Linked DNA regions of Mus musculus: region 1 is linked to region 2. Evidence: chromatin loops called from intact Hi-C (ENCODE). Cell type or tissue: left cerebral cortex. All regions are shown on one strand. Links, peaks and the distances in the headings refer to the core of each region. The heading gives the core; the rest is flanking DNA.

Region 1 (10,725 bases), core at 1,579-9,578, 60 kb before region 2:
CCCAAGAAGATTTTTAGATTCGAGGACCTCAGCAGAAGATGAGAGTCAGGATTCTGCACTCGGCAGTTAGAGGGCCTGACTGATTTAATTGATCTAGGGTCTGAGGGTAGAAGAGACAGATATTACAGGATGTTCTGGTCAGGAAAGAAGCAAAGCAGAGGACGAAGGACAAGGGTTTCAGCATGAAAGCAGCAGCTCAGCACGAGTGAGGAACTCCAGCTGATGAACGCTGGCAGTTGTGGTCCGCACGGTTCTGCAATGAGGGGTCCGGTGCCCTGAGTCCTCCCGCACATGTGCCTGCTGTTGCGGAGCCCATTCACATGTGGACATCCGGAGGTGCCATGCCGAGGTCTTGGTTCTAACGGCTGTGCACTGCCTAAAGAATGGGGAATCTGCACTCAGATTTCTGCACCCTCCTTGGGAACCACCCTGTCCTAGGCATAGGGACAGGCGGGCGCTGGAGTCTGCATTCTGAGCAGCAGACTGGTATCTGAAGGCCACATCTCTGTGGATAGCTCATAATAAGCACTGGCATTTTAAACAGAACTCAGCTGGTATGTGAGGGGTCTTATGCTCCCCCAGTACACAGATATCTGAGTGCATTTAGCAAGAGGGAGTTTCGGTCTGTGATGAAAAATTCCACAAATCAGCTGAATATTCTATATTAGTAAATGCTGTGTTTGTTTAATAAAAGCCATTTGTCCTCATTTTCTGGGGATAGGGGAGTCAGCAAATCAACACACAACGTGGTTACATTCAACAAAATGATGTCGATTGGTTCTTTCTTGTAAGGTAAATTTCAACTTACCTAGATCTGGCCATTAATATTGTTAGCCTCTGATGCTGCATCAGGAGATTAATCATATTTCAAAATACCAGGTCTTCGTTTGGTACTTTAACCTAGAAATAACAGAAAAAAAATGACTCTCTTTCCAGCAGTTGGGCCCAGGGCGTGCGTCACCGTGCTGAGTGCAAGCACTTAACTGAAGCACATGTCCAGCCCTGAGACACCATTTTTCAAAGACAACATGGCTTCTTAAAAACTATAGGTCTCAAAAAATATGTGACAACAATAAAAGGGGATTTGCTTTGAGTTTTTAAATATATTTTTAATTAATTCTTTGAGAATTTCACATAATGTTTTATTAAAAAAATCATTTTTATGTTAATGTATGTTCATGTGTTTTGTCTACATGTCTGTCTGTGTATCACGTGCATGCATGAGGCCCGTGGAGGCTAAACCATGGCATCAGAGAGTTGAGAGCCGCCATGTGGGTGTGAGGCCTCTGGCCTGCATCCTCTGGAGGAGCAACAGCGCTCTTGACTGCTGGGATGTCTCTCCACCCGGTTTTTGTTTTTAAAATTTATTTTTATTTTATATGCATGGGTTTTGCCTGCATGTTCATCTGTGTACCACAAACATGTCTGGTGCTCGGGCCAGAGAGGGTGTTGGATCCCATGGGGCTGAAATAGACAGCTCTGAGCAGAATGGACCCTGGCTCTGCTCATGGACAGCAGTGCTCTTAGCTACTAGCCGGCTTGCTAGCCCCAGGCAAAGTGTGTGAATGTTCAATGAGCGAAACTAACTTTAGTATCAAATGGGCAATGAGTGTGAGGTGTTTCTGACAGTAGTCTACTGCAGTGTAATGCGTGACTTCACTATCCATGTTCCCCAACATCAGGGAATACAGCTTGGAACACCTCGGCTCAGGCCGGGGAACGCTCAGTGCTGGGAACTGCAGCACTTCTATGGACCACACAGTTTTCTGCCCCTGTACAAACATAAAGGCTTAACTATAGAAACAGACAGCACTTTCCTGTCTTTACCCCCACAGGTAAGTGCCCAGTGAGTCCATCTCTGACCGCACCGGACGGGAAGCTTGATTTTAGAGAACGCTGACTGAGCTGCTCACTCACGTGCCATAGAAGTTGTTCAGTAAATTGTGGTGTGGCCTAGGACAGGAATGGTTCTAAACATACTCTTGCCACTTCTTTCTTTCTTTTTAAAAGAGATTTATTTATTATTATATCTAAGTACACTGTAGCTGTCTTCAGACACACCAGAAGAGGGCGTCAGATCCCATTACAGATGGTTGTGAGCCACCATGTGGTTGCTGGGAATTGAACTCAGGACCTTTGGGAGGAGCAGTCGGTGCTCTTAACCGCTGAGCCATCTTCTCCAGCCCCCTCTTGCCACTTTCATACCAAGTATGAACATTCTCAACACCGATTATTACAAATATCAACCAACTATGAAGATGTTTGATATTCTGTGTCTTGTGGTTTCGCATATTCACCCAACATTTATTTTTTATGTAGAAATAAGCATGGAAAGTTGCTTTTGGTAAAACTATATGTATACCAAAAAATGGTGCACGCCTTTAATCCCAGCACTCCAGAGGCAGAGGCAGGGAGCTTTCTGAGTTTGAGGCCAGCCTGGTCTACAGAGTGAGTTCTAGGACAGCCAGGGATATACAGAGAAACCCTGTCTCAAAAAACCATTAAATAAATAAATAAATAAATAAATACTTCCTGATTTATTATCAGTAACTGTTTCCTTTGTATACTTATTTCATAAACATACACCTATAGTTATAAGAAACTTTCTCACACAAAAGGGGTCATGAATGAAAAATGTTTAAGAAGCCCCATTCTATATACTCTTCCATTCTCCAGCACTCAAATACATTAGTGTGTGAGTACACATATGCAGAAAGAGACAAGTGCCCACAGCTCCGATCACAAAGCACTCCTCTTATTTGAGGCTCTGCTCCCACTGTCTACATCTTTTCTCAAAGCTTTAACTCTACTCAGAGAGACCGTTCTTCCTTATTTCTCTGCTGGGGGCTCTCAGCATCTGCCCACTTCCACACTGAGTAAGTTTATAGTAAGTAAACAAGAGTGGCAAAAAAAAAAAAAAAAAAAAAACCAACAGAAAAATCCATTTTGAAGATGAACATATTACAGAATCAGTATGCTAACCTATAAGGACTTAAAAACAATTCAAAGTTCCATTTTAAATCTTTGAAAAACATTTACTCACATTTTGTGTGTTTGCCTGTTTTCTGAGACAGGTCTCACGATGTAGCTATGGCTGTCTTGGAACTTACTCTGTAGCTCAGAGACATCAGCCTGACTGTCCATGAAGTAACGGCTGTGCCTCACATCGGCTCCTCTGGCCTCCTTTTGAAGTTGGTGTATATAGTGTTTGTTACTGTCTGTTTTGAGTTGTTTGTTTGTTTTGTTTTGTTTTTCGAGACAGGGTTTTTCTGTGTAGCCCTGGCTGTCCTGGAACTCACTCTGTAGACCAAGCTGGCCTCAAACTCAGAAATCCACCTGCCTCTGCCTCCCAAGTGCTGGGATTAAAGGCGTGTGCCGCCGCCGCCACCTGGCTTTTTTTTTTTTTCTTTTCTTTTCTTTTTTTCTTTTTTTGTTTTGTTTTGTTTTGTTTTGTTTGTTTGTTTGTTTTGGGGGGGTGAGACAGGGTCCCCTGTTCAGCTCAGGCTGCTGTCATTTATGGTCCCCCTCCTTCTTGCTCCTGCACACTGAGATGGCAGCTGAGTGCCACTGCAGTCCATTGTATCACTTTATGTGTTAATTGTTTTGACTGTTAGCAAAGCTAACAATGTATTATGTGGATTTGCTTGCTTTTCAGAGGGGGGGAGGGGCATTGAGAAAGGGACTATGTATGTGAAGGTATCAGGATATAAAGTAATTTAAAAAAACTTTCAGTACAAATACCTACTATTTGAGGTGTACTGGATAGTAAAAATGTTGTGCTTCCTTTAAAAGCATACTTTGTACATGAAAATACATTCTCAGTCTCAAACAAACTAAAGCACTCCCAATATGAAGAACAACAACTCACTGGACCATGGGTGTCGTGGGCATTTGATTTGATTCAGATCTTCTGTGTGACTTTCTTTTTAAACATTTATTTTATGTATGTGAGCACAGTGTAGCTGTCTTCAGACATCAGAAGAGGGCATCAGATCCCATCACAGATGGTTGTGAGCCACCATGTGGTTGCTGGGAATTGAGCTCAGGACCTCTGCAAGAGCAGTCAGTGCTCTTAACCACTGAGCCATCTCTCCAGCCCTCTGTGTGACTTCTTAAATCTCTTTGGTTTCTCTCCACTGATGAATGACTCAGACCTGAATGTAATACACGTGCAGTGAAAAGGAAGTGATTATATAGATAATAAAGCTCTGCTTTTACTGTTCCTGGAAATCCAATGGGAGGAGAACCAATGTCTGCTAAGTCGCCCCCCCCCCCCCACACACACTACCACTATCAACTATGTCAAATTAAAAAGGAATAACATGCCTTCTAGATGTAGTAGGGAAACTACACCCATGAAATCTCAACAACATGGCTGCCTAAACAAGGCCTGAATAATCTCAACAATAATTGAGATTCTAGTTGAGATAGGAGAAATCTCATGGAGCCCCACCCTAGATGAAGAGCTACAAGCAACTGACAATTCGGAGAAAAAGATTCAGCCTTCCTTCCCGGGGACAAGGCCCTGACTGTTATTTAAACCAAGTGCTCAACCCTAGACACATGTGCTTGTGCATGTCGGTAATGCCAGTGACTCAGCAGGCTGCATGGTGACGTGTGTGTGTGTGTGTGTGTGTGTGTGTGTGTGTGTGTGTGTGTGTCTGTCTGTCTGTCTGTCTTCTGCCTGTGTAAGGGACATAGTTAAAAGAGAAGAAAGTCACTAGCAGGGGAAGGGTAAAAGGAAGGGCGACAGGAAAAGCGGTATAATTCTATTTGAAACCTTAGGAAACAAATAGTGGCTAGAGAGCTCCCTCAGCAGAGCACTGGTTGCCCTTGTAGAGAATCTGATGAAGTGCCCAGCGCCCACACGGTGGCTGGTAATCATCTGTAACTCTGTTCCAGGGGATCCAACACTAACTGACCAATGTGAGCACCCCACGTACACATAAAAAACTAAATTTATAGCTGGGCACAGAGGCAGGCATATTTCTGAGTTTGAGGCCAGCCTGGTCTACAAAGTGAGTTCCAGGACAGCCAGGGCTACACAGAGAAACCCTGTCTCAAAACAACAACAACAACAACAAAAACCAAACCAAAACAAAAAACCCCTAAATTTATTTTAAAAATAATAATATGAGCTGTGTGTGGTGGTATATATATTTAATCCCAGTACTCAAGAAGGCAGAGGCAAGAGGGTCTCTGTGAGTTCAAAGCCAGCCTGGTCTACATAGTGATAACCTTTGGTGTATTAAAAATAGTTACTTCAGCTAAAACTAATATTTGTACAAATAATAAAAAAAGAAAGTAACTGTAGAACATCATAAACTACTGAAATAATAGTTTATGAATATTAGTTTCTTCCCATTAGTTTTCTATCTACTAAAAATTTGAAAAAAAAATCCATGAATAAACAGTTCATCTTCTCACCTAGTGGTACAGTCACTGTACAGCCTGTAAGTTACTACTAAGGCTGAGATTGTTTAGGACTGGAATTGGCAGCATATGTGTTTTCACACTTTAATTAAAATGCCAGAAATGAATGTGTTTATTTTGTCAATACTAAGAAAATCCTGTGGTAAGGGAAAATATTCAGAACACTTCCTCTCCCCACACCCCCGAGTTAGAAAGCAGTGAGTGCTGTGTGCTCTCCAGAGCTCTGATGACGTTTGCTTTATTAACAGAAGAGTAATCACAGCATTCAAAGTTTAATGCGAAATTATTCTGCAAAGTAAATGTTACTCACGTGCAACCAGTGCCCTCCTTAAATTACTAAAACTGTGCTAAACTTATTGCTAGGAAGAAAAAAATTGTACAAAACCATTATTGTAGATGAAAACCCAAACTCCTCCACCTGAATTACAACAGGGCTGCTTTTATATGAAAGCAGGGTTAGTCACATTAGCAACACTAACGCTCCAACCTTTCTTTTACAAGTTAAGCTAAACACAAACAGAAACTCAATATAAACACAGGCAAAAAAATTTAGTATGAAATATAGTCAGTATTTTATAAGAATTTTGGTTAACCTGAAGATAATAAATAAATAAATAAATAAACAAAAACTTGAAATATTCTAAAGGGATTAAGACTTTAAAAAAACAAACAAACAAAACCCAGAACCCCCACATTCATGACTATGCCTTCAGAGGGCCTCTTTACAAGAACCATTTACCCAGGACCCCAGGGCAAAGTATTCCTTTACTGTATTTATTAATTTTAAAATAAAACAAAATAAAAACATGGACTGCTCAACAGCATGGCATTATTTAAATTATGGCTTTCAAAAACAGTCTGAGGTCGTCTCTTCTGGGATGAAAGGCTTGAGCTTTCAAGACACCCCAGGATGACGGTGCAGGGAGACCCCACAGACCCGTGCCCACCTCCTCTGCTGCTCACACCTTACATTACACGGCTCGCTTGTTGGTGTGCCGGAACAACTGAAGTACACACTTAAGACCACCATGGGAGCTTACTCCGTATCCCAACATCCAAGAGGCCAAGGCAGGAGGACTGCCATGAATTTGAGGCCAACCTAGGCTATACAGTATGTTCCAGGCCAGCCTAACTATAGTGTGACATCCTCTCTCAAAAACAAAAAACAATTTAATTTTTTTAAAGTATACTTAATTGTTGGCTTTACTTAGCTTTTACATAAGTTTTTCCATTCCTTCCAAGATACTTCTATGTAATCCTACAATCTCAAGGCTTCTCTTGGCTGTAACATTTTCTCCCAATGTTCCTTAGTTCTGGAGACTCCTCCAGTTCTGAGCAATGCTCGGTTAAACACTTTATAAAGCTCTTTGCTGGAATTTGTTTCCTGTCTTTCTTATAACCAGACGAGGATTATGAGGTTGGGAAAACTGGAGATAGGAGATAGGAGATAGACCTTTACAGCCCTTGAAACACTATCAGCACGACTGTGGCTGATGCTGCTGGCCTGGTCACCTGGCTGGGCTGGGCCTGCCATTTCTCCACTAGAAGCTACTCCACTCCAGCTCCTTCCCACACAGTATGGAAGCCAAGCATGGCGATGCAGGCTGCAATCCCTCAGGAGACTCAAGGGGCTACAGCAGAACTTTCAGCGTAAGGCTAGCCTGGGCAACTTTAAGCTTAAGGCTAGCCTGGGCAGGTAAAAGGTGGTGTGGGCCACAAGGCCTTTCCACAAGTACAGTTGTTAGCCTTCAAGGGGCGGAGTTCCACTGCATTATGGGGTGGGTGGGTGAGAAAGCTCTGACCCACTGTACAGAAGATCCTGGGTTCAATCTCCAGGATGACACACAAGAAAGGAGAGGGTGTTGGGGGCAGCTTCAGTTCTCTCTGAACACAGAACACTGTCTAGCTGCTTAGTGTGCTAGGTGCGCAGTCTCTCTGCTGGGCTTTATCTGTGGCACTGGCCAATCATTTGGAATTCTTCTGCACAAGAGGACGGTCTTTTCCCCGCTTTGATTCTACCCAGTCACATATTTACCCCACTGCTGACCCATGGATATTTCTTTTACACTGAGTATTGTTAAAACTACATTACATGACTTTGTTAAGCAAATGATTTCAATTTTGGCTTTCGTTGGTTCCTATGCCCCTTTAACACATTCCCATCTTTGTAGGGTTTACTCCTGTGCGTCCTGCTTGTTTGCCCCAGTCTAGGATCCATCTTTCCCTAAAGGACACTGGTAACTCTCTCTCCTGTAGGGAGAGTGCCAATTAACACTCACCTCCAGGCCCTGGCGTGCTCTTCCTATGTGACATACTTCCAACAGGATTCTGCTTTTGACTAAATTTTACAAAAAGTTTGTGAAAAATTAGCATAAAAATGCAGAATTAAATTCATACTGAGAGGATTCTAGAGATGGCTCAGTGGTAAAGAGCACAGGCTGCTCTTTTAGAGGTCCTGAGTTCAGTTCCCAGCAACCAACCACATGGTGGCTCACAACCATCTGTGATGGGATCTGATGCCCTCTTTTGTCTGATTCCCTTTTCTATCATGCAGGCACACATGCAAAAATAGCTCTCATATACATAAAGTATGTAAATAAATAGATCTTTAAAAAGTTCATACTGAGATTAGAAGAGGTAATTTTAAATTAATACAATTTTATGAAAATAGTTATCACCACTTTTTAATAGACATGTTTCAAATAGATGAGAGGAAAATTTTTAAACCTATAAAACTGGAGCATAGTCTCTTTCTTGGCAAGAGAGAAAGTAACAAAAAATAAAGTCACAAAAAACCAAGGTTCGCTCCAGGGCACTGGGCATGCAGCCCAGTGGGTACAGTAGTAGTCTAGTATGAATGAAGCCCTAGGCTAGGGCACACGTAACCATGTGGCTCAGGTGGGAACTCACTACGTAGTCCAGGCTGCCTCAGACTCTCCATCTTTTTGTCTCTAGAGTGCTGGGGCTTGGAGCCATATGCAATCCTTTCTTTTCTTTTTTTTTTTAAGGACTTTGTTTTGAGGCAGGGTCTAGAACTCACCTATGGGCCAGGCTGGCCTTGAACTCACAGATAGATATGTAAGACAAATCTCTGTGAGCAATGGTTCAGGACAAGACAGGACAGTGCAGTAAAGCAGAGCACACAGAAACAAAACCTACTCATCCACGAAAGCCTGACTTTTTTCTTTCTTTTTTAAAATGTGCAGTCCAGGCTAACCTCCAACTCATGATCCTCCTGCCTCTGCCTCCTTCAGCAAATCCTACTGGCGTGCACCACCACAACTGGCCTGACTTCTTTCTAAGATAAACTATAAATGAAAGACAGCTCACGTCATCCTACACTGAAATTCAGGGCTGCTGTGGGAGCGGGGAGGGCTGTGAACGGATCACCTGCTGCTTGTTTGGGGCAGCGGCAACGCTTATCAAGATCTGCTGTGGAACATCAGGGAGGCAAATGAATTTAGAGGTCAAATTATTTTAATTCTTTAGTTACCCTTCAAATTATATAATTACAAAACTAATCAAACAAAGCCTTGTCAAATCAAGTAGATTATCTGCCTAAGAAAATAAAGAGCCACGTGCTGCGGCAGCTCTGGAGGCCGAGGAAGGAGGATTTCTAGCTGAAGCCGGCCTGGGCAATAAGACTTAAATAATGTGAGGCTGACAGGGCTGTGACTGCTCCACTACCCCTCATGGTAATGTTACCTCTTATGCCTTGTTTATATGGCTCAGTGGGTAAGAGCACTGACTGCTCATCCAGAGGTCCTGAGTTCAATTCCCAGCAACCACATGGTGGTTCACAGCCATCTGCAATGAGTCCTGATGCCTTCTTCTGGTGTGTCTGAAGGGAGCAATGGTGATGTACTCATATGCAATAAATAAATAAATAAATAAATAAATCTTAAAAAAAAAAAAAGAGAAGTCTGTCTTTGGGATGGGCTGTGGCTCGGTTGACAGAGCGCTTGCCTAAGTGCGTGGAGCCCTACATTCCATCTTCTGGACTAAATCAACGGAACACGGTAGCATTCGCCTGTGGTCCCAGCACTTGGGAGGTAGAAGCAGAAGATCAGAAGCTCGAGGCCATCTATGACACAAATCAAGTTGGAAGTAAGCCTGAGACACATCAGACACTGCCTTACAAAACAAAACACGAAAGAATCCATACATGTTGGAATTGGAGAAGGAAAAAGTAAAACCAAAACAATACAGGTGCCAGTCTGTGTCTACTGTAGAGTTTACTTAAGTATGCATAACAGTGCTCATGTCAGAGTAAAGGTGTGTCAGAGTTGAAGCATGCTGATGTACCTCTCTCTCTGCATGGGTGTGCATCTCTAAGAATGAAAGCCATTTGTGTATGCGCACCTGTACAGGGCAAGAGAAGTCACTGGATGCCCTGGAGCTGCAGGCAGTACAGGTGGCAATCATCTGACCCAAGTGCTCAGAACTCAACTGCAGCTCTCTCCAAGAGTTGGCGTGCTCCCAACCGTAAGCTCCCTTTAAATCATCTCATGGTTTACTAAATGCAACACCAGAACCTATCTGTAGATGCATTAGAGGATGAACAATGTGTGAGGGTCTCACATGGCTGAAGAGATGGCTCGGCAGGTAAAGTTCTTGCCACACTAGGATGGAGGCCTGGTCAGATCCCCAGCACCAACCTAAAAAGCTGGGAATGAAGGCTTGTGGCTACAGCCACAGCACTGGAGAGACACAAACAGAAAGATTTCCCCCTTGCCTTCCGGGCAAGGCAGCCTAGCCAAAATGGCAAGCCCCAGATTCTGGGAAAGACTGTCTCAAACACACATACAGACAAAGATAAGCTCTCCTTAGCCTCAGAAGCAAAGGCTGGGGAGACATGAGCTTGAGCAGGCCTATAAACTCCAAAATAAGACCCAGGCTCAGAAACGAAGAACAAGTAGACAAACAACGACAAACAAAGGCGAGCTCTTCCTTGGAGACAGCAATAACATGGTGGGGCGAGGGAGGGAAACAGCTAAGGCAGGCACAGCAGGGCAAGCCTGCTGTCATACCTACTTGGGAGGCTGAGGTCTGAGGACTTAGAATAGCAAAGATGGGGGATGGGGCTTTCCAAACAATCCTGATTAAAGTGTCAAGTCAAAGAAATACAACCGCAAAGAACACATCATTAAACTGGGAACTTATCAACACTGTATCCACAGCTAAAAGGATGAGATGGAACACGTAAACATGTATGCCAAATACTTTTTTAAAACTGGGTATAATGAACGTTTATGTCATCAAGCAAAAGACCTTCACTCTTGTTTCTCAGGC
Region 2 (10,725 bases), core at 1,470-9,469:
TTTGTTGTTGTTGTTTTAAGATTTATTTATTTAATTTATATGAGTGCACTGTAGCTGTCTTCAGACACACCAGAAGAGGGCACCAGATCCCATTATAGATGGTTGTGAGCCACCATGTGGTTGCCGAGAATTGACCTCAGGACCTTTGGAAGAGCAGTCAGTGCTCTTTACCTCTGCGCCATCTCTCCAAACCCCATTGGATTCTTTTTAACTAGACAGATGTTTGTTTGTTTGTTTGTTTGTTTGTTTACACACAGCGAGAGACAGTGTGTGTGTGTGTGTGTGTGTGTGTGTGTGTGTGTGTGTGTCTTCGATAAGAGGGTGAGTCACAGTGGCCTGCATGTGGAGGTCAGAGAACACCTTGCAAAGCTGGTGTTCTACCATGGGGGTGGCAGGGATAGAACTTTGGGTCATGAGACATGGCGACAGCACCTTTAGTGCTGAGTCATCTCAACAGCTCCTTGACAGGAATTTTAATGAACAGATTTCTTTCTCCACCATCTGAATTTATAGTTTAAGGAAACAACCCAGATTACCAAACTCCTTACCCACTGTACACTACAGTCTACTTACTGTCTCTTTCGTTATAAGCACATGCTTTTAAATGCAGGCTTGGCTCTGCAGCTGCTGTTGTGATTTTCTTTTCCCTCTACACACTCCCTTGGCACTTTCATCTCCTCACACAGATTCAACTAGCATATCTATCTGAATAATCTATTTGTATTTTCTATATATATAAAATAGCGCTGACCTCTCTCTCGAACTGAAAACCTACATTGGCAAAGCTTCTAAATAGTTCCTGTGTGTAAGTATATTTAATAATAATAACTTAAAAAACCCTCAGCACGCCTGGCCTGACAGCATACATTGGTAACCACAGTTTCTCTGCAGGTCAGGGCAGAGCTGTGGATTTAAGGCTACCGTATCTTTGAAAAAATGAAACCTAATTATGCAACTCCTTGCTCACATTCCTAGTTAACGGTCCAACTGTCAACAGCCACAGTTAGAAAATGTAGCTTTCCACCCTGCCTCCTCTACAGCTCTCCTCCTGGCCTGCTGGGCCCTCGTTCTCGCTCCACCAGCACCACTCACAGTATGCACAGTCGTATATTAATAGCTTGCCATAATAAATCATTCTGCACACTAAACTATTGCAAGGTACACACTTCTTGTTTTCTTCAAAATGTTGAGCTTCTAAATATAGCCTCTAAGCAAGCTCCACAATCCAGCCTTGACTTAAATTGCAAACTTCATCTCTAATTCCAAAATAAACCATCCAGGTCATCTGGGACACTAACATTTTTCCACATCATGAACCCTTCTCATCTCCAAAACTGTCGTTCTCTTAATCTGAAAGGCCTTCTTTATCCAGGAATCCTACCTCCCGAATCTTTGTTTCAGAAGACTTTAACTCTCAGTCAACTTAAGATTGCCAGTTTAAGAGCAGGGTATGGTGGGACATGTCTGTAATCCCAAGCAGAGGAAGGAGGTCGAGACTGCAGATCCAAAGTCTTGAGAGATAGGAGGCCCTGTCTCAGAAACTACATTAAATAAAAAGAAGCTCATTGGGAAGCAACACCATGAAGTAGAACTACCAGCTTCTGACAAGGCAGATAGATCTGGCTTCAAATAGACAGTTCTGCTAGCCACATAAGTCTTAAGGGGAATGACTGGACACGTGTGACACGGCGGTATCCTGACTATTCTGAGAGATGCCTACACAGGGAGACCCCTGTCTAAAAGAAAGAAGCTTCTATGTTGTTGAGAAAACACAACCATAACAGAACTCAGCACCCAGTAACTAACAGTATTGGCCCACACCCGTAAGTGTTCCCGTCTCAACTGTGACACGTGACCTAAGTTATAACAAACACTTCACTTTTGTACAAGTGCAAACTTCAGATAAGCCCATCTATGTGGTTAAGGATTTACACACACTTTTTGCTTTCAGAGTCTTTTGTTGTGAACAGGGTCACCTTGCCACTCCTTTGCCACTGCAAGCATGACACCACATTCAGACAGATACTTACTTATACTGTAAACTTTTGTACAAGTATCTTACATCCCACTAGGTTCACATTCCACAGCCCAGCTTCCTCTTGGTGAGGCAGCATGCCTAGCACCGGTTCTTCGTGAAGCACTCAACAGCCCCCCCCCCTCCCATTAAGTCCCAATCCAGGGGAGGTTTAGCATTCCTAGACAGTGCAATTCAAGTCTTCACAATTTCAACACACTTGGAAAATTATCAAAACATGAATCCCAAGTTCTAATGGCTTTGGCTTTGTTTTCCCTACATGGTTCACTAAAGAGTCTGACGCATAGAAAATGCTCAATGTCATTTGAATTGACTTGAGCAATAGTTAAAAGTTATAATGCCCGAAAGTATTTGATTTTTACCAATTCCCTTTTTTTGCTTTTATAACTCCCATACTTTTTTCCCTTCAAAACACACTATAACCAGAGAACAAATACATAATCAAACCTAACTTGACTCATTTTCCAGACTTTAATTCAACATCCCAATCTTGGGCTCTGAACAACTGAGTTCTTCAAACACTAAGGGGCTACCGCATCATTCCGAGTCTAAACACTACAACTTATCTTCACTCACACTTTCCCACGGGCTAGAAAAACACCCCCTTTGTTTATTATCAACAACCTTGACAGAGATTTGAGGGGCTGGGGAGACTGCTCCCACGTCGAGTGCTTGCTGACTGAGAAAGTGAGAGAACCTGAACTGGCACCGACAGCACCTCCATTATAAACTAGATGCTGGGCCATGTGCCGATAACCAGTAGACCTGGACTGGGGACATGGGGCAAACACAGGACGGTCCCTGGGGCTTGCTGGCCAAGCAGCCCAGCCGGAAGTACAAGCTCCAGGCTCAGGAGACCCTGTCTCAAAAGGATCATCATGATCATGGTGCTGGGTAGTCTAGGTTCACCTCTGGCATTACACACACAGAGAATTTGTTTTTTAATGAAATAAACTTTTCTTTTGCATAAGACAGTATATGCAACTCGTCACTTCAAATCATTCCCCTCATTCATGATATCTTCCCTTCCAGTAGTCGAAAGAGAAAGTACGAGAGAGAGAGAGAGAGAGAGAGAGAGAGAGAGAGAGAGAGAGAGAGAAACAGTATAAATCCTAACGTAAGCATAATAAGGGCAGATAATGTCACTGGTTTCATGAAGATGACTTGTGTATATTGACACCACCACAAGGTCATTTGCAACAAATAAACTATCTGATAATAATTTAAAACTCAATAAAAGCGGAAAATAGCTCCATTATTTCCTACAAACCTTTTATCCGTAGTTTATCACCTAAACTCAGTTTACTAACAGTGCCTACAAGATTTTCTTCTCTAGGAAAGTCTCAGTTTATTGGAGTTAAACACTTCATATGCTTAAATCAACAAACACCTCTGTCCCGCTGTGGGAACACCCCCACCCCGCGTTCCCACAACTGGACTACACGAAGAACCTCCGAGGAGAAACTGAGGGAAATTATATATATATATATATATATATATATATATATATATATACATATAATATACATACATATGTGTGTGTATATATATGTGTGTGTGTATATGTGTGTGTGTGTGTGTATATACACACATATATACACATATATATAATTAGCTCAAGAAATGACAGTTCCAAGTATGAAAGTAAACAAACTGGGGTGAAAAAAAAGGATACAATTCTCCAGCCTTTTGCAGTCAACTTGTGCAAGGTCCCGACTGAAGTCTTAACAACTGTGACTTCGGATGAGCGCAGGAATTCGGAAGGCTGATTACAGAATAGCATGGTTTTTTTTTTTTTTTTAACGTCAGCAAGAACACGGGGAAACTCCTCTGAATCTACGAATCTCCTCAAATCTTTGTTTTTAAGAAGTAACTCCCAACAGTTTCAGTTTGCAAGGGAGCAAAGACCCTTCGAGGAATGGTACTGCCTCACTGACCGACCCTACGCAGGCATCCAGACCCAGTTAAGTTTCGAGCCGAGTCCAAATCGAACCTCCGGCGACCCCGACGCAAGCCCCGCAAGAGATCGCCAGCATCCACACAGGGAGCGCCCCACCCTCGGACTGACTACACCCCTGGGACACAGGATAATTACTGAGACGGGAAGAGGGGACAGATCCAAGAGGCGACGAAAGTTGGACACTGATGTCCAGTGCAGTCTGGCTGTCCCGGTCCCCAGCGTCCGAGTGCACAGACCCCACAGCGGAGGCACCGAGCCCACTTGCCCGATGCAGAGAGGGGGTCGCAGCGCCGACGGCCGGGCCCCGCTACGGAGTCCCCCCTCTGCGGGCGGCCGCGGCTCCGGGAACCCCGCTCCGGCTGCGCCCCGCCCACTCCGCGGCCCCGCATCGCGCCCCTTCCCGGCCCGCGGGCCGCGCGCGCTCCGCGGCGGCCGACGAACCCCTTCCCCGGATCCCCGACGGCTGAACCTGCAGCGGACAGCCGGGTCCGAGGCTCGCTCGCCCAGCGCAGGCCCCGCTCGGCGTCCCCGGCTACTCACCGTCGGCGCGAAGGCGCTGCGAGGGGCGCGGGGTGGCAGCCGCGGAGCTCCTCACTCTCCCCGCGACCTGACCCCCTGCTCGGAGCCTCGGCGCCTGTGTCTACAAGGCCTCTCTCCAGCCCGAACCCTAGACAAGCACTTCCGGGGGAGCGGGGGAGGGCAGGGGTTTGGCACCGGAACTGCTCCCAGGCTGGAGCTGCCAGCCCTCCCGGGAGGGGCGTGGCCTCTGCTCCGGGCGCCAGCGGACCCGCCCCCGAGCCCCGCCCCCGGGCTCCTTGCTAACCCCTGTGGTCCCGCGGGCCCCGAGCTACCGCTGGCACCCCTTATTTTAACGCCTGTTAGGATCGCTCCCTTCTACTTAATTCTACAGGGGCCCGGAGAATCTAATTTCGCCGAGCCCGGAGCATTCACCGGCTTGCCGACCGGCCGGCGGTGTTATCCTTTCTCGCTTCTGTCCCGCGTGAAAATGCAGTTGACATTTATCGAAGGAAGGCTTACGGCGTGGTAGACAGGGCATTTATTACGCGATTCGGTGGCGTTAACTCATTTAATAACCTTCAAACTCCTGGAAATTGGTGCTTTTATTCTCTGTGTCTTACAGAGAAGGAAATCGGCCAAAGTATCGGACTTTACCACATATGCTGGCTCTTGGTTTTACTTTAATTTGTGGTATGCGTAGAACTCTCATTTGCCCCAAACAAGACTTTTCAAATTATTCAAAGACGGGAGCCAAATTATTTCCCTATATGGGTCATCCTTTGCACTTTAAACAAAGGCTGAGATGATGGGCTATGCAATCTTAGTGCCAGGATCCTGTTTCTTTACATTTCACCCTGGTGTGTGTGTGTGTCGTGTTCATCTCTGGATTGTAGACGTTAAAAATAATATAATGCATAACGCAATAGTAAGCATTTCAAAGTACCCAGGACTGAGTACGTCCGCACAATTCTTATACCTAACCAGTAACTAGCAATAGAGAAGACCTGGGCACTTTTGAAACTTACCAAAGACAGACAGTATGAGAGCCTACAGAGTCAGTGTCAGGCAAAGAAGTGAGACGATCTTAAAAGATTTGCTCTGTCACAAAATCAAGAAACATCAAATATTAAAGGCAGGTTTTCAGTATGAAGCAAAGCCCCACATGGAAGAAAAGGGCTCAAACCTGACAAGCTATTTTGTTTCCAGCAGTCTAAAAAGGCTGAGGCAGGGAGAGTCCGGAGAGTTTCTAGCCAGCCTAAGCTTTACAGTGAGTTTCCAGACAAAGGTGGCCAGGACTATGAAGCAAGACTCTTGTCCAAAAAGAAGGAGAGGAGGAGGAAAAAAGGAAGAGCAAAAAAGAAAAGAGTTTCTTAGCATGCATAGTGTCTGTTAAATACTGCAGGGACAAGTGTTAAGACAATCTGCTTTGAGAAAGGCAGAGTAAAAGAAAACCCCTTATTACAAATTTAAGATGCAAACAATGCCATCACTATTGCTGTATATAAAGTACTGCCTTGTGCTTTATGTAATTGCAGAAGTGTTTGTAAACACTTCCAGAATTCTCAAGTTCAAGCAGCCTTTCATGCCTCCTAGTAGACTGAAGAAGAAGAAGAAAAAAAAAAAAAAAAGACCCTGCACAGACAAAACTTAGGCTGTCTCTAGCTGTTTACCATCTCCACCCCCCAATCCCAGACACGAGCACGAGTGCGCGCCAAGGGCAGCACACGCGCGTGCGGGGGCGCGCGCGCACACACACACACACACACACACACACACACACACACACACACAGAGCCCAGAGACCTAGTGAGGGGAACCCTCAATCACAGCCTGTCACGTAACTGGTAAGTGGTGAAGCCTGGATTTAAAAGTGAAGCTGTGTTCTCAGGTGCTTTTCACCACGCTGCCAGCAGGTCTCAGGCTTGAAAATGCCTCGCAATCACCGGGAGGGCTTGTTAAACAAATTGCTGGGCTCCATCCCCAACCCTTTCACTCACCCAGGGTAGGGCTTCTCGAGGTGTGTCCCCGGCCAGCCTGGCAGCTCCACATCACCTGGGAATGTATTAAAGATGCAAATTGCCAGGCCCCGCCCAGACCTTGTAAAGCTGTAACTCCAAAGATTAGACAGAACAACCCTAGTTTTAAGAGCCCCTCCTCCGCAACCTCCCCGCCCCCACCTCGCATCTGATAAGACGTCCAGTTAAAGAACTACAGCATTCTAGTAGCCTATCTTTTGCATATTCTTTTCTTAATTGTGGTAAATCTACAGCATGGGATTGTTGTTCTTTTTTTTTTAAGATTTATTTATTTATTGTATGTGAGTACACTGTAGCTGTACAGATGGTTGTGAGCCTTCATGTGGTTGTTGGGAATTGAATTTTAGGACCTCTACTTATTCCGGTCAACTCTGCTCACTCAGTCCCTGCTCGCTCCAGACACACCAGAAGAAGGCGTCCCATCTCATTACGGGTAGTTGTGAGTCACCATGTGGTTGCTGGGATTTGAACTCAGGACCTTCGGCAACCCGGGATTGTTGTTCTTGTTGGGAGGAGAGGAGTGTTGTTTTGTAGTGCTGCGGATTCAAATCTGTCTCTAAGGCCATTGGAAGCAAATGTCACTGAGTTACACACGCCTAGTCAGAAAGAGAGAGAGAGAGAGAGAGAGAGAGAGAGAGAGAGAGAGAGAGAGGCTTCCTGCCTAACTAAACGACATTTTGGAACATTTTTATTTATCTTTTTTCTTTTCACGGGAGATAAAAATGGGGAAAGTGAGTTTTAATGGGGGATTTTTTTTTTTTTTTTTTTTTTACTGAAACTGAACCAGATGATTCTGAGGTGGGGGTGGGGGTGGGGGTGGGGGTGGGGAAACAAATCTTCCTTGAAACCTGCTCCGTGTTGGAGGCTTTACATGCGTTTTCTGAATTAATCTTCGATGTGCTGTGAGGTTTTATGGTCTTACTTTTACAAATGAGAATAGCCGAGGCCTAGGTGAAGTAATTGACTTAAGGCCACATTCTTGTTCGGGGTAGAAACAGCATTGCTCAAAGATCCCTCTAATTCCAAAGCTCTTGCGCGTCCCACTTTGTGGCTGGAGCCTGCAGAAGGAGATTCCAGCGGCTCCACCACCCCAGCCACGCAGCGTTGAGTAAGCGATTTAATCTTTATTTTCAATTTCTCCCATCTATAAATAATGCTATCATAAATCTGCCCTGCCCACACTAGAATGTCAGAAGAAATGAGGGAATAAAAGTGCTTTCAGCTCTTTGAAGAAAAACAGTTTTTAAAAAAAGTATAGTATTGTGCGTTTAGACACACACTGCTCACATTTGTAAGCCTGGGCTTTGGAGTTTTTGTTGTTTCTTCCCGATTCATATAGAAGAGCGTCCCACTCCCCTTCCAAAAAAAAAAAAAAAGTGTTTAACTTCATTTGACAGTGTCTCCTAAAGGATATAGAAGCTGATAGAGGCTCTTACATGTTGTTGTTGTTGTTGTTGACTACATAGAGAGCAGAAGGAGGCAGTCCACATGTGTACTTGTCACCCCAGTGTTTAGGCAGCCTGAACTATATATAGTAAGTCCCTGACTAAAAATCAAGGAGCAGGGGTATGCCTCAATGATAGTAGGCTTAACATGCGCAACACCCTGGGTTTCATTCCCCGCTACCCTGTCAAACTTGTAATTTAAGTGACACAAGGTTCACAGACCCCCCACTTTGGTACCAAATGCTAGCCCACCTTCACCCTAAACACACATTTAATCCAAAGCTTGCTTTTTTTTTTAATCTTTCCATTTAAGCCCCTTCCACCCCCCTGCCTCCACCCACCCACCCCTCCACCCCGCCCCAATGAAGACTTAAAAATTCCTGTTATTTTATTATGTAGAAGGATTTAGGTCTTAATCTTTATCTCAGGCCAGACTCCGGGTCGTCTTTACTGACTTAATGGCCAGGTTGCACAATCCCAGGGGGTACTGTTCACAAAGAAGACAGCCAGAGTGTTGCTCAAGGGGGTGCCAATCACACAGACCCCATGCCTGGTGGAACGGACAAGGCGAGGACCCAGTCTCTGCAAAGCACCTCTTCCCAGATCCATTAAGGCAGTTTGTTAAACAAAAGAGCTGTGCACTTCAGCGTCTACCCTTGGCCAGGCCTGGAGATAATGGCGGTCTTTGTTTATGTTTCGTTTGTTTTAACACAGGCCTGGGCCTTTAACACCCAGCTTACCAGTCTTGGGCTCCAGACTTCCCTGAGACATTTTTCACTGCCTACTCTGATACTGTCAAATCTCTCAGCCTTAAGAGCTTTTTAGATGTTGCAGAGTTATTTTCAGACAGGATTTTACTATGTCGTTCAGGCTAACTTCCAATTCTTAATCCTCCTGCCTCCACCTCTCAAGGGTTGGGATTATGGACAAGTGTCACTATGCTTAACTAGAGTTTTGTTTTGTTTCGTTTTAAACCTAAAGATGGTCACACATTGTTTACCTCAACTTTGATCCTTTCTTTGGCACACGTGCTTGAAATGTACTGCAAAGGATGCTACTCGAACTGTGTACAATACATAAGTTGTTTTATTCTAGGTGGGTGCAGAAAGGTTTGAAAATGGCTCTGGAACGTATGTGACCCATCGTTTTGTACCAATAAATAAATATATAAAAATAAAATAAGCTCAAAAGGTTTTTTTTTAAGATTTTTTCCCCTCTTTTTAATTTTTTTTATATGTGTATGGATTTGTTCTCTGTGCCCACAGAAGTCAGACGAGGACACTGGATCTTCTGAAACTAGACTTATCCGTGGTTGTGAGCCACCATGTGTGTCCTGAGACTTGAACCCAGATCCTTTGTAAGATCATCCTTTGCTCCTAACCACTAAGCCATTTCTCCACCCACAAGATTTATTTTATTTTTAATGATGCGTGTAGGCGTGTGTCTGTGTGTGTGGCTACGTATATTCGTGAGAGCAGCTTCCCAAGGAGTTCAGAGGCCTTCGATGCCTTGGAACTTAAGTCTCTTTCAATTATGAGCCACCCAATATAGGTCCTGGGAACACTTAGGGTCCCTGGGACACTTGGGGTTCCCTGGGAAAGCAGTTCATGGTCTTCTTGGAGGTAACTGGTAGTAGTGGTAGTTATTGTTATTTGTGGATTTGTTGTGGCTGTTTTTTGGTTGGTTGGTTGGTTGGTTGTTTTTATATGGATGAGTGTTTTCTGTTTACCATCTGCATGCACTGCAAAGGGCAGAAGAAGGCATCCCCCTCACCCCCAGCCCCACCCCTACCCCCAACCCCACCCCTACTTCCATCCCAGCCCCACCCCCAGAACAGGAGTTACAACAGTTGTGAGCTGCCATGTGAGTGCTGGGAATCAAACCCAGTCCTCCAAAAGAGCAGCCAGGGCCTTTTAACCACAGGGCCATCTCTTCTGTTGCTGGCTTTTTGGGACAGAGTCTCACTATGTCTCCCTAGCTGGCCCGGCTGGACTGTGGCTGACTGTGCAGACCGGGCTGACCTCAAACTCAAAGAGACCTGCCTGTCTCTGCCTCCTGGGTGCTGGTATTGAGGACACCCAACCACCGTGCTCAGCAAGAACCACCCAGCTCTTAACCTCAGAGCCATCTCTCCAGCTGTATCAATTCAAAGCTTTAAAACTGAGGTTCGGGATATAGCTCAGCCTGAAGACTGCTCGCCTGCCATGGGCAAACCTCTGGGTTTGACTCCCCAGGACCACAGTAAAGATGATGTTGTTGTTGTTGTTGTTGTTGTTTTTAAAGCACTGGAGTGCTGTTGCTTACCTGTAACCTCAGAATTTGAGAAGGAGAGGCAGGACAGCCAGGGGTTCAAGACCCTGTCTCAACAAAACAAAACAAAAAACAAAAACAAAAACAAAAACAAAATTTTTTTTTCTGCCAACTCTTGAAACTTAAACTACTCTGGCACACATCTGGCACACATCTGGCACAAGGCACCACTGTCTTCCTCGTCAAGGTTAGTGAGTTGCTCCCTCTCATAAGTGTTCACTGTAGACACTAAGTCTGGGGGCCACCAGGACAGAAGAGAATATAGATATTTTAAAAGAAAGAGGTACAGACTCTTGTCATAACTATTTATTCCAAAGTACTTTAAGAGAGTTTGAAAGTAGTTTTCCTGGATGCCAGCTCTTGAGATCCCAAAAAGGCAAGCACAGACAACAAATTAATCAAGACCAATGGATTTTGTTT

The links. A loop is a pair of places that touch in the nucleus more often than their neighbours do. Peaks named below come from ENCODE experiments on the same cell type or tissue, not always from the same donor. Only the 100,000 strongest peaks of a DNase experiment are listed, where the experiment ranks them.
Region 1: a loop joins it to region 2, with 2.2 times the contacts of the local background. A loop is called at or near these places in 7 of 42 quality-filtered maps.

What each region holds. Positions count from the first base shown.
Region 1 is chr10:117,084,224-117,094,948 of GRCm38, forward strand. It overlaps Frs2 (fibroblast growth factor receptor substrate 2), which reads right to left. Exons shown (of 10, transcript NM_177798.3): 5 at 809-900. Among named protein-coding and RNA genes, the nearest start is that of Cct2, 26 kb to the left of the region's middle. In left cerebral cortex, for the core only: a CTCF peak has its summit at 5,474; no DNase peak of the experiment used is centred there.
Region 2 is chr10:117,143,857-117,154,581 of GRCm38, forward strand. Frs2 (fibroblast growth factor receptor substrate 2) reads right to left here and starts at 4,618. Exons shown (of 10, transcript NM_177798.3): 1 at 4,536-4,618. In left cerebral cortex, for the core only: a CTCF peak has its summit at 6,427; DNase peaks (open chromatin) are centred at 4,138, 4,717, 6,317 and 6,470; H3K4me3 peaks cover 2,645 bases; H3K27ac peaks cover 1,392 bases.